Linked DNA regions of Homo sapiens: region 1 is linked to region 2. A link is an interaction called in ENCODE POLR2A ChIA-PET data of the cell type or tissue named here. Cell type or tissue: GM12878. All regions are shown on one strand. Links, peaks and the distances in the headings refer to the core of each region. The heading gives the core; the rest is flanking DNA. Region 1 overlaps CNNM4 (cyclin and CBS domain divalent metal cation transport mediator 4). Region 2 has its middle 20 kb from the start of DUSP2.

Region 1 (5,369 bases), core at 298-5,297, 600 kb before region 2:
ACCAGAGTGGAAAACGCCATGTCTACCCGCCCTAGCAAATTCCGCTGAAATGTCTTCCCAGACTTTTACTTACGAGACAGGCCTCCCCTTCCCAAGGGCCCCCTGCTGATCCTGTAGGGCCATTCCCTGATGTTGTGCTCCTGTGTATTCACCCATTTTCAAGGTTAAACATCTGCTCGGTGCTTCCCGTCCTGACCAGAGGTGAGCAGAAAAACACTGGAGCGGGATTTCCTAGTTAAAAATACGAGACCTTTGAAAAGTAAACACCAGAATAACTAAGAACCTATCAGGGCCTCGATGCACAGCATTGCCTTCCATTGCACAAACAAGAGCTCTGAGAAGAGAACTGTCAAGTGAAGACACGTGAGTGTCCTCTCAGTGCTGGCTCCTCTTTGGGAACCCGCCCATAGGCTGCATGGGGCCAGCCAGGAAGGAGGTGCAGCTGCCCACTGGCTGGCACGCACCAGGCCCCTCCACGTGCTCATGTTCCCTTCCCACAGCACTGCACTAAAGGGAAAGTGAGAAGGAGCCTGGCCACAGCTCTGTCAGCTGTCCCTGCTGGGACCTCTGCCTGCACCCGGAGTATTAACCAGCTCCTGTCACTCTCAGATACACCTGCCCCCAGGCAGCTTCTTGAGATCAAATCACCATATTGAGGCTATTACCAGGCAGGGCTGACGGAGAACCGGTGCAAAGCTGCCTTCGGGCACCACTTGTCCGAGGCTGCTCTCGCTGGGCACCCCACAGCCTAAGGTCCCATCCCACAGTCTGTGCATGGTCTTCACCCCATCTGACCCTCCAAGGAGGCTCCCGAATAGCGTGCCCCCTTGGTTCTCTTCGTCTCCATCAAGGAGTCGCCTCAGCCTGGCTTTTACACACTGACACCCCCTGCACTGTCCTTTCCTCTCTCACACATTCTTTTTTTTTTTTTTTTTGAGACAGAGTCTCACTCTGTCACCCAGGCTGGAGTGCAATGGCGCGATCTCGGCTCACTGCAACCTCCGCCTCCCGATTCAAGCTATTCTCCTGCCTCAGCCTCCGCAGTAGCTGGGATTACAGGCACCCACCACCACGCCTAATTTTTGTATTTTTAGTAGAGACGGGGTTTCACCATGTTGGTCAGGCTGGTCTTGAACTCCTGACCTCAGGTGATCCACCTGCCTCAGCCTCCCAAAGTGCTGGGATTACAAAGCCACTGTGCCCAGCAGCTCTCCATTCTGCCTGCTCTTGGCCGACTCCTTTTTTATTGAGACGGAGTCTCGCTCTGTTGCCCAGGCTGGAGTGCAGTGGCGCGATCTCGGCTCACTGCAAGCTCCACCTCCCGGGTTCACACCATTCTCCTGCCTCAGCCTCCCGAGTAGCTGGGACTACAGGCGCCCACCACCACACCCAGCTAATTTTTTGTATTTTTAGTAGAGACAGGGTTTTACCGTGTTAGCCAGGATGGTCTCGATCTCCTGACCTCATGATCCGCCCGCCTCGGCCTCCCAAAGTGCTGGGATTACAGGCGTAAGCCACCGCACCCGGCCTCTTGGCTGACTCTTAAACCTTTTAGCGTTGTCCTGGCCTTGCTCCTCAGCCTCACGTGGGCATTTTCCCCTGCATGCCTGCCTAGATGTTACTGCACACTGGTGTGGTCCAGGGCCAGCAGCATGGGCATCATCTGAGAACCTGTCAGAAATGCAGACTCTCGGGCCACACCCAGACCCACTGAGTTCAAGTCTGCATTTCAACAAAATGTCCAGGCAGTCGAGTGTGAGAAGCTCCAGTGTAAACAATGCTGGGCACGGAGAAGGAGCTCAGCAACGGGTCACACCATTATTATGACCACCACTTACCTCCCTCTGCCCTCACTAAACTGTCTCTTCGTCCCCCTTTCCCGATTGCAGTTAAATGACATAATCAACCTGAATCCCAAGCTAGAAACCTCAGACTTTCACAACTACTTCCGGGCCCTGACTCCCAGATCTCCACAAGGATCAACGAGTCTAGTTACTCTCACTTCAGAAGCATCTCACAGGCCTGCCCTCCCTCAGCCCCACGGCACCCTATCTGTGAGCTCTGTGCAGCTAGGCGTTGTTCACGTGTCTCTCTCCTTGGTAGACTGTGAGTTCTGTGAACAGGGCAGTTTTATTCATCTCTGATTCCCAACAGCCTGCACAGTGTCTGACACAGAGGCTTCAAAACGGTCACTGTTGGTTGAACAAATGGATGAATAAGCAGGTGCGGATGGGAGGGTGGGGTGTGGAGGATAAGTTACTTAAGGTGTGTCAGATAAGAGGAACCAAAAGTGAATGCAAAAATCATGCAGTGTTTTTTCTCAACTTCATAAAGTTGTTGCGGGAATAAAATTAAGTCAGTGGGAAAATCTGACACAGCCTAGATGAAAATATGGGTGTTTTGTTGTTGTTGTTGTTTCGTTTTGTTTTGTTTTTTGAGACAGAGTCTTGCTCTATCGCCCAGGCTGGAGTGCAGTGGTGCAATCTCAGCTCACTGCAACCTCCGTTCAAGCGATTCTCCTGCCTCAGCCACCCCAGTAGCTGGGATTATAGGCATGTGCCATCATACCCAGCTAATTTTTGCATTTTTTTAGTAAAGATGGGGTTTTGCCATGTTGGCCAGGCTGGTCTCGAACTCCTAGCCTCAAGTGACCCACCCAAAGAGCTCCCAAAGTGCTAGGATTACAGGCGTGAGCCACAGCCAGGAGGATTTTTTTAATGAAAATATTTCTAGCTTTTCCCCACCAATTTATACTGCACTACCTTGCTGAGAGGAGGAGTAACAGGTCCAAGGCCACCTCACAGGTCAGTGACCAGGCTGGCTGGAGTTACACCCAGGTCTATACAGGGTCTAGGTGGTTATAAGGTGGGTGGGGAAAGATAAGGTGTTTAAAGATGAGCTAAGTACCTGGGAGGGAAGGAGTGTCCCAGAGGGTGAGGCACAGCTAGAAGCTGGAAGGTGGGCTGCAAGGGGGGTGCAGAGCTCTGCCCTCTTCCTTCATTACTTAGCTTCAGGGTCTGGGAGAGTGGTGAAGGCAAAACACAAACTGGGGCAGGAGGAGCTGGAGGTGGCTTTGTTCTGAGATTCCAAGGTGGACAAACCCACCCACAACACCCAGTACTGCAAACAGTTCCAGGCGAGGTTTAAGCGGAAGGGCCAAGGTTCAAATCACAGGAGACTCTCAGGCCTGAGGGCTTGTCTCACCAACTCGATGATCTTACTCCTGTGGTCCTGCATCACCTAGCATCACGTCTTGCACGCAGCATGGGGTTCCACAGATATCTGGCACTAACTGCCGTGAGCTGGGAGACAGAAGTGCTGCAAGGCTGTACCCCTGCCTTACTCCTAGGGACACTCGGCCCCTACCTCTGCATCGATGCCCCTAGCCCGTCTCTAAGTGTGTAGGAGCACATTCATGACTCATCTAATGAGGGAAGCTGTGTAAACCCCCAGTGGCCAAAGACCACTTACTGGTGGGGAAACTGAGGCACATGGAGAGGAACCATGCATCACACTCAAGGCCCCAAACTCTACTTCTCAGTCCCTGACATGTCATCCCAGGCACTCCTCCTGTCTGTCCTGTGTGGCTGGAACTCTGAACCCGGTAAGTGCACAACACCCATTTTTCTTTGCACTCATCAGCTCCTCAGAATTCTAACACTATTAAAATGGGAATGATCCTCTGCCAAAACAGACAGGTATTCATTCACTCACTTACTCACTCAGTGCCATGGATGGAGGCCTTACTATGTGCCAAGAGCCATTCTAGGGGCTAGAGATACATTGATGAGCAAAACAAAGAGACCTGCCCTTTGAAACTTATATGCCAGTGGGAGGAGACAGACAGTAGACAACACAGTAAATCAGCAAATTACATAGATGCTAGAGAGCAATGTGTGCTACGAGAAGAGAAGAAATCGGCACAGGGCAGGGGAGATTAGGAAGTTGGGGTGGGATGGTGGGTGCAGTTTTAAACAAGGTGGCAAGAAGGCCCCACTGAGAGGTGACCTGGGAAGACAGTGAGCCATGCTGACTTCTGGAGAAGAATATTCCAGCCCAAGGAAACAACCAGGGCAAAGGCCCCATGGTGGGAGCATCCTGGTGTGTTTAAGAACAGCAAAAAGGGCCAGGCACGGTGGCTCACACCTGTAATCCCAGCACTTTGGGAGGCCGAGGTGGGCAGATCGCTTGAGGTCAGGAGTTCAAGACTAGCCTAGCTAACATGGTGAAACCCCATCTCTACTAAAAATACAAAAATCAGCCAGATGTGGTAGCATGCACCTGTAATCCCTGTTACTTGGGAGGCTGAGGCACAAGAATAGCTTGAACCTGGGAGGTGGAGGTTGCAGTGAGCCGAGATCATGCCAGAGTGAAACTCTGTCTCAAAAAAAAAAAAAAGAAAAGAAAAAAAAAAAGGCCAGGTGTGGTGGCTCACACCTGTAATCCCAGCACTTTGGGAGGCTGAGGTGGGTGGATCACCTGAGGTCAGGAGTTCGCAACCAGCCTGGCCAACATGGTGAAACCCCATCTCTACTAAAAATACAAAAAATAGCCGGGCGTGGTGGCGGGCGCCTGTAATCCCAGCTACTCGGGAGGCTGAGACAGGAGAATCGGAGGTGGAGGTTGCAGTGAGCCGAGATGGTGCCATTGCACTCCAGCCGGGGCAATGAGAGCGAAACTCCGTCTCAAAAAAAAAAAAAAGAAAGAAAGAAAGAAAGAAAAAAAGAACAGCAAAAAGGCCAGTGGGGCTTGCCAGAGAGTCATCCATTGTTCATTCATTTGTCCAACACTTACTGGAGACCCGTCTCTTTACCAAGCACTGAGTGGTGAAAACACTAAGAAGGCATGGCCTCTACCCTCAAGGAGCTTATAATGCTGGAAAGGGGAAAGAAAGAATACAAAGGCCCTAAAAGAGGATTACTTGTGGGGCAGAAGGACTCTGGCAAAGCTAGGCTCAGGACCCTCACCCAACCTGGGGTGGAGGAGGGTCCAGGACAGACCCTCAGAGAGAGATGCTGGGCTAGACAGTTGCCCCAGCTCTGACTCTGGTGCTGTTAACAATGCCAGCTGAAAGGCTGGGCAGGGTGGCTCACACCGGTAATCCCAGCACTTTGGGAGGCCAAGGCGGGTGGATCACCTGAGGTCGGGAGTTCAAGACCAGCCTGACCAACATGGCGAAACCCCGTCTCTACTAAATAAACAAAATTAGCCAGGGGTGGTGGCACATGCCCGTAACCCCAGCTACTCAGGAGGCTGAGGCAGAAGAATCGCTTTAACCCGGGAGGTAGAGGTTGCAGCGAGCCGAGATTGTGCCATTACACTCCAGCCTGGACAACAAGAGCAAAACTCCGTCTCAAAAAAAAAAAACA
Region 2 (5,369 bases), core at 291-5,290:
GTCTCTTAATGCATATGCCTGGGAAGTTACTTCTCCCTGGCACCTGCATTTAATTAATACGTTAGTGCAACAGGTGTGGACCATCAGGAAATGGGCTCTCCCTGGCACCAGCTGCCAATTTATCACTGTTAGAGAGGCAATGCAATAACTGCCGAACCACAACCCAACATTCCTAGTGGGTTGAGGGAGAGTCCTCTCTGCCCGGCTCACGTCTGTCTAACTACCTGTAACATGGTTAATGGATGTTTAACTTTTTGAGGAATCACCAAACTATTTTCCAAAGCAGCTGCACCATTTTACGTTCACACCAGCAGTTTGTGAGGGTTTCACCTTCTTCACATCCTTAACAACATTTGTTGTTCTTTATTCTAGCCATCCCCATGTGTGTGAAATGTTATCTCATTGTGGTTTTGAATTGCATTTCTCTAATGACTAATGATGTTGAGCATCTTTTCATGTGCTTATTGGCCATTTGCATATCTTCTTTGAGGGAATGGTTATTCAAAACCGTCACTCAGTTAAAAATCAGATTGTCATTTTATTGTTGAGTTGTGTATTTATATATTTTAGATGTGTAGATGTGTATCATTTGTCTGATATATGTGTTGGTAATATTTTCTTCCCTGTCTGTGGCTTGCCTTTTTTTGTTGTTGTTGTTTTGTTTTGTTTTGTTTTTGAGATGGAGTCTCGATCCGTTGCCCAGGCTGGAGTGCAGTGGCATGATCTCGGCTCACCACAACCTCTGCCTCCCAGGTTCAAGAGATTGTCCTGCCTCAGCCTCCTGAGTAGCTGGGACTACAGGCGTGCACCACCATGACTGGCTAATTTTTGTATTTTTAGTAGAGATGGGGTTTCACTGTGTTGGCCAGTCTGGTCTTCTGACCTCATGATCTGCCGCCTTGGCCTCCCAAAGTGTTGGGATTATAGGTGTGAGTCACTGCATCCAGCAGGCCTTTTGTTTTTTTAAGGTGTCTTTCAAAGAGTAAAAGGTTTTAATTTTGACAAAGTTCAGCTTATCAATTGTTTATATTTTGTGTGTGTGATTTTTTTTCTTCTTTTTTTTTTTTTGAGATGGAGTCTCGCTCTGTTGCCAGGCTGGAGTGCAGTAGTGCAATCTCAGCTCACTGCAACCTCCACCTCCTGGGTTCAAATGATTCTCGTGCCTCAGCTTCCTGAGTAGCTGGGATTACAGGCACATGCCACTACACCCAGCTAATTTTTATATTTTTAGTAGAGACAGGGTTTCACCATGTTGGCCAGGATGGTCTCGATCTCCTGACTTCATGATCTGCCCACCTCGGCCTCCCAAAGTGCTGGGATTACAGGTGTAAGCCACCGTACCCTGCCTGTGCTTTTTTGTGTTCTAAGAAAACTTTGTCCAGTTCAAGATATAAATATTTTCTCCTATGTTTTTCTTCTATACATTGCATAATTTTAGATTTTACATTTAGGTCTTTGATCTGTTCCAGTTAGTTAATTTTTATATGTGGTGTGAGTTAAGGGTCTTAGATGACATTTAGTATGTCTCCAACATTATTTCTTATTTCGTACGAGGCAGAATGGGAGTCTCACTCCCCTATTATTTTCTCCCTCGCCTTATTCCATATACATTATAGGAAATGTGTTTTTGTTTTTTTGTTTTTTAAGAGGAAAGAGACAGAAAGATTTGCTAATATGGGGGTAGCCAGTATACTCCGTTTTTACTCAATAGTGTCATGTTGCTTTCCCTACATTATTTTTTTTTTATTTTTTATTTTTTAGATAGAGTCTTGTTCCATCACCCAGGCTGGAGTTCAGTGGCACAATCTCGTCTCACTGCAACCTCCACCTCCCAGGCTCAAACAATTCTCCTGCCTCAGCCTCCTAAATAATGGGATTAAAGGCATGTGCCACCACTCTCAGCTAATTTTTGTATTCTTAGTAGAGACAGGGTTTCACCATGTTGGCCAGGCTAGTCTCAAACTCCTGGCCTCAAGTGATCCACCTGCCTTGGCCTCCCAAAGTGCTAGGAATACAGGAGTGAGCCACCATGCCTGGTCAATATTATCTGCCTTTTATTTTTTATTTTTATTTAGTTTTTCCAATCTGGATGGTATAAAAGGGATATCTCAGTTATAATTTTGATTTCTCTAGTTACTATGGAGTTAAATATTTCTTGTCATACTTGTTAACCATTGGGATTTCCCTTGCATGAATTGCCTATTATAACTATAATCCTTTTTTATTTTTTTTTCTTAGAGACTGAATCTCACTCTGTCACCCAGGCTGGAGTGCAGTGGCCCCATCTTGGCTCACTGCAACCTCTGCCTTCCGGGTTCAAGCAGTTCTCCTGACTCAGCCTCCCGAGTAGCTGGGAGGGACTACAGGCACCTGCCACCATGCCTGGTTAATTTTTTATTTTTATTTTTTGTATTTTTGGTAGAGACGGGGTTTCACCATGTTGGCCAGGCTGGTCTCGAACTCCTGACCTCAGGTGTTCTACCCACCCTGGCCTCCCAAAGTGCTGGGATTACAAGCATAAGCCACTACGTCCGGTCGACTATATCCATTTTTATGTTGATATTTTTCCTGTAGTTCCCCTGGTTTTCTTCTTGATTTGTAAAAATTCCTTGTATATGCCAAAATATAATTTCATAATAGTTTATTTTATTTATGAAATTATAAATAGGGTCCATGGGAGTGGAGTGAACAGCGTACATGTCACTAACTGTCTGAAGGTTGAGGAGAAACTCAGGACCTAGGTGGTGGTGGGGTGGCCACCACCATTTAATAGACTGGAAAATAGGATGGAAGTTGGGGGTGTGGTGGAACAGGGCCACAGGGAGTGGGTTTTCACCAGTCGAAAAGTGGGCAGAGCCCTTCGGATGCGGCCGACTGGCTGTCATGCAGCTGCGGTGCCTGGAGAACTCAAGATCTCCTCCATCGACATGGCAGAGGATGAGCAAGTGGGAAAATCGCACAGGGCTTTTTATTGCCTGAGTCTGGAGGTGGTGTTTCATTGGCTGGAGTAAGTCACATGGCTCTGCCAAGTGTGAGAGGTCTGTGTAGGGTAAGCCTCTGCGTCTGGTAGGGAGGAGGTTGGGACCAGCGACTACCAGTCATATTCACTGCAGGATGTGTGCTGCGGTCTCCGGTCTCCTGGGGGCAGGCCCGGCCTTACAGCCCATCCCTGGACCCACCTCGGGAGGGGAAAAACTGCAGGGCTCTGGGAGCGCCGCCACCAGGGAAGGGCTGCTGGGATCAGCCGGGAAGGAGGAAGGGAAGGGGGAGAGGGGCTTGGGTCCCTTGATGCTGCCTGAGGAGGGCTGGTGGACACTGCCTGGGGCTCCCTGCCAGGCCCTATTGGGCTAACAGTAGGCTTTTGTTTTCAGTAAGGGACCTCCCCTCCTGCCTTTCGTTCTGAGGGCATTGCAAAGGGCTCAGAGAGGGGCAGCTCCACATAGGAACTGTGATGGGTTATGAGCAACGCATTTCTGTCTTCTGCCATCTTTTCTGTGTGTTCCAAATTTCCTAGTGTTGGGGGATTTCTGGGATAATTAGGGAAAATAACAAATGTGTGATAGACTTGTGCAGGGTGGTGTGGTAGGTGAGGCTCCGGCCCAGAGTGAGGGCTCCTTCCCCTGACATGGGCATCTCCAGGGCCTCCCTGCCCATCCCATGGGCATCCTTATTCCTGGCTCACAGCAGTGGGGTCACCTCCCCAGGGTTCCCACTTAGTAGCTGAGGAAAGTGGGGCTCAGCTGGCTTGCGGGCCCTGCCTGAGGCCACATGGTGTGCCTCCGGATGCTGGGCTGGCCGTCTCACTCCTTCCCCTCTGCCTTAGTGCTGGCCTAGGCTGAGGCTGCCCGGGAGACCACATTAGACACATTTGAAACCGTCTGTCTCTTCAGGAGAGCAGACTCAGATGTAAATTCCTTCAGCCCCCAAGGAGCTAAAAATAAGAGGCCTGTGCCCCTACAGCAACCCAGGAAAGGCCACGTGAAAACCCAGCAGCTGGGGGCGGAGGCTGGGGGCGCGGGGCCCAGCAGTGTTGGAGGGGTGGAAACAGGATGTGAGCAGAGAGGGGGCTGTGAGAAGCAAGGTGACACCCAGCAGAGGCGGCCACCTGGTACAGCATGTTCTGAGCCACGGAAAAAGACCCTGGGCTGCGTGGGAGCCCTTACATCCTGCTTGGAGACAGGCCTCCCCCATTTGGCCTGGCTGTTGGCCAGGGCAGAATCTGACCCCTGCACTGGGATGGTGGGCAAGAGAAGGACAGGATGTTGCCTTTCAGAGAGATGGGGATCAAACCTTAATAAGGGCTCCCGGCTCCCCCAGGGAGGCCTGGTACCTACCCAAGGCCACCAATGGAGAAACAGGGTAAATAGCTCACCAGCTGTCCATCAGCCAACACTGCAGGCCAGGCCTGAGCCAGGTGTGGGGAAAGCGAACCCGCCAAGGCCCACTCGCTGGCTTCAGGGAGGCACCAGTATTGGGTGGGTGCCTTGATGAGGCCTGTGAAGGCCAGAGGCGAGCCCAAGCTCTGGGAGGCTCTGGGAGAAGCCCTTGATTCAGCCTGGGGATCTGGGAAGCCTTCCTGGAGGAAGCGAAACCTGAGGGGTCTCAAGGATGGGCAGGGGAGGGGTGGGTGAAGCCATTCCGGGCAGGTCGGCCAGCACAGGGCGCAGAGGAAACCCCCGGCCTGAGTGGTGTGGTCAATGTCACCGGGGCCTTTGTGCCCACCTAGCCTGAGCCTGCCCCCCTTGGCCTGCTCAGGGCTTTTCCTGAGATCCCTCCTCTCTGAGGTCTGCAGCCTCCCCTCTGGCCCATCATTCTCTTTCCTTGTCAGGTCCATGGCTCCCCCACACCTTCAGCCAGCCTCGGGGTCCTCCTTCACAGTCCAGACCACAGTCAAGTCTCACTTAGTGGAAGGCTTGTCCCCCCACTTCCCCAGCAGCCCCAACTGAGGGGTGCCACGAGGCTCACTGAGTCACCATCCCCTTCTGGTGGTTCAACGCTTTTTCCTTGATTTGTAACCAGACTTTTTGTCCTAGAGCTTTTCATACACATTTATGTTCATGTAGAATGTAGGCCGGGTGCGGTGGCTCACGCCTGTAATCCCAGCACTTTGGGAGGTCGAGACAGATTGCTTGAGCCCACGAGACCAGCCTGGGCAACACGGTGAAACTCCATCTCTACCAAAAATACAAAAAATTAGCCGGGTGTGGTGATGTGCGCCTGTGGTCCCAGTTACCCAGGAGGTTGAGGTGGGAGGATGGCTTGTGTCCGGGAGGTTGAGGCTGCAGTGAGCTGTGATCGCACCACTGCCCTCTAGCCTGGGTGACAGAGCTGTCTAAAAAAGAAAAAAAAAAAAAAACTGAAACAAAACA

Evidence for each region. ChIA-PET counts read pairs that join two places held together with the same protein. Peaks named below come from ENCODE experiments on the same cell type or tissue, not always from the same donor. Only the 100,000 strongest peaks of a DNase experiment are listed, where the experiment ranks them.
Region 1: POLR2A ChIA-PET joins it to region 2 with 5 read pairs; 2 of 35 experiments call an interaction of 5 or more read pairs at or near these places.

The regions. Positions count from the first base shown.
Region 1 is chr2:96,765,130-96,770,498 of GRCh38, reverse strand. The region is part of intron 1 of CNNM4 (cyclin and CBS domain divalent metal cation transport mediator 4); the gene reads right to left. Among named protein-coding and RNA genes, the nearest start is that of CNNM4, 6.9 kb to the right of the region's middle. RefSeq lists an enhancer at 128-1,062. In GM12878, for the core only: no CTCF peak of the experiment used is centred there; a DNase peak (open chromatin) is centred at 2,227; H3K4me3 peaks cover 3,538 bases; H3K27ac peaks cover 2,627 bases.
Region 2 is chr2:96,162,619-96,167,987 of GRCh38, reverse strand. No RefSeq gene overlaps it. Among named protein-coding and RNA genes, the nearest start is that of DUSP2, 20 kb to the right of the region's middle. RefSeq lists enhancers at 2,841-2,920, 3,181-3,230, 4,111-4,390. In GM12878, for the core only: no CTCF peak of the experiment used is centred there; DNase peaks (open chromatin) are centred at 3,027 and 3,987; H3K4me3 peaks cover 1,267 bases; H3K27ac peaks cover 3,026 bases.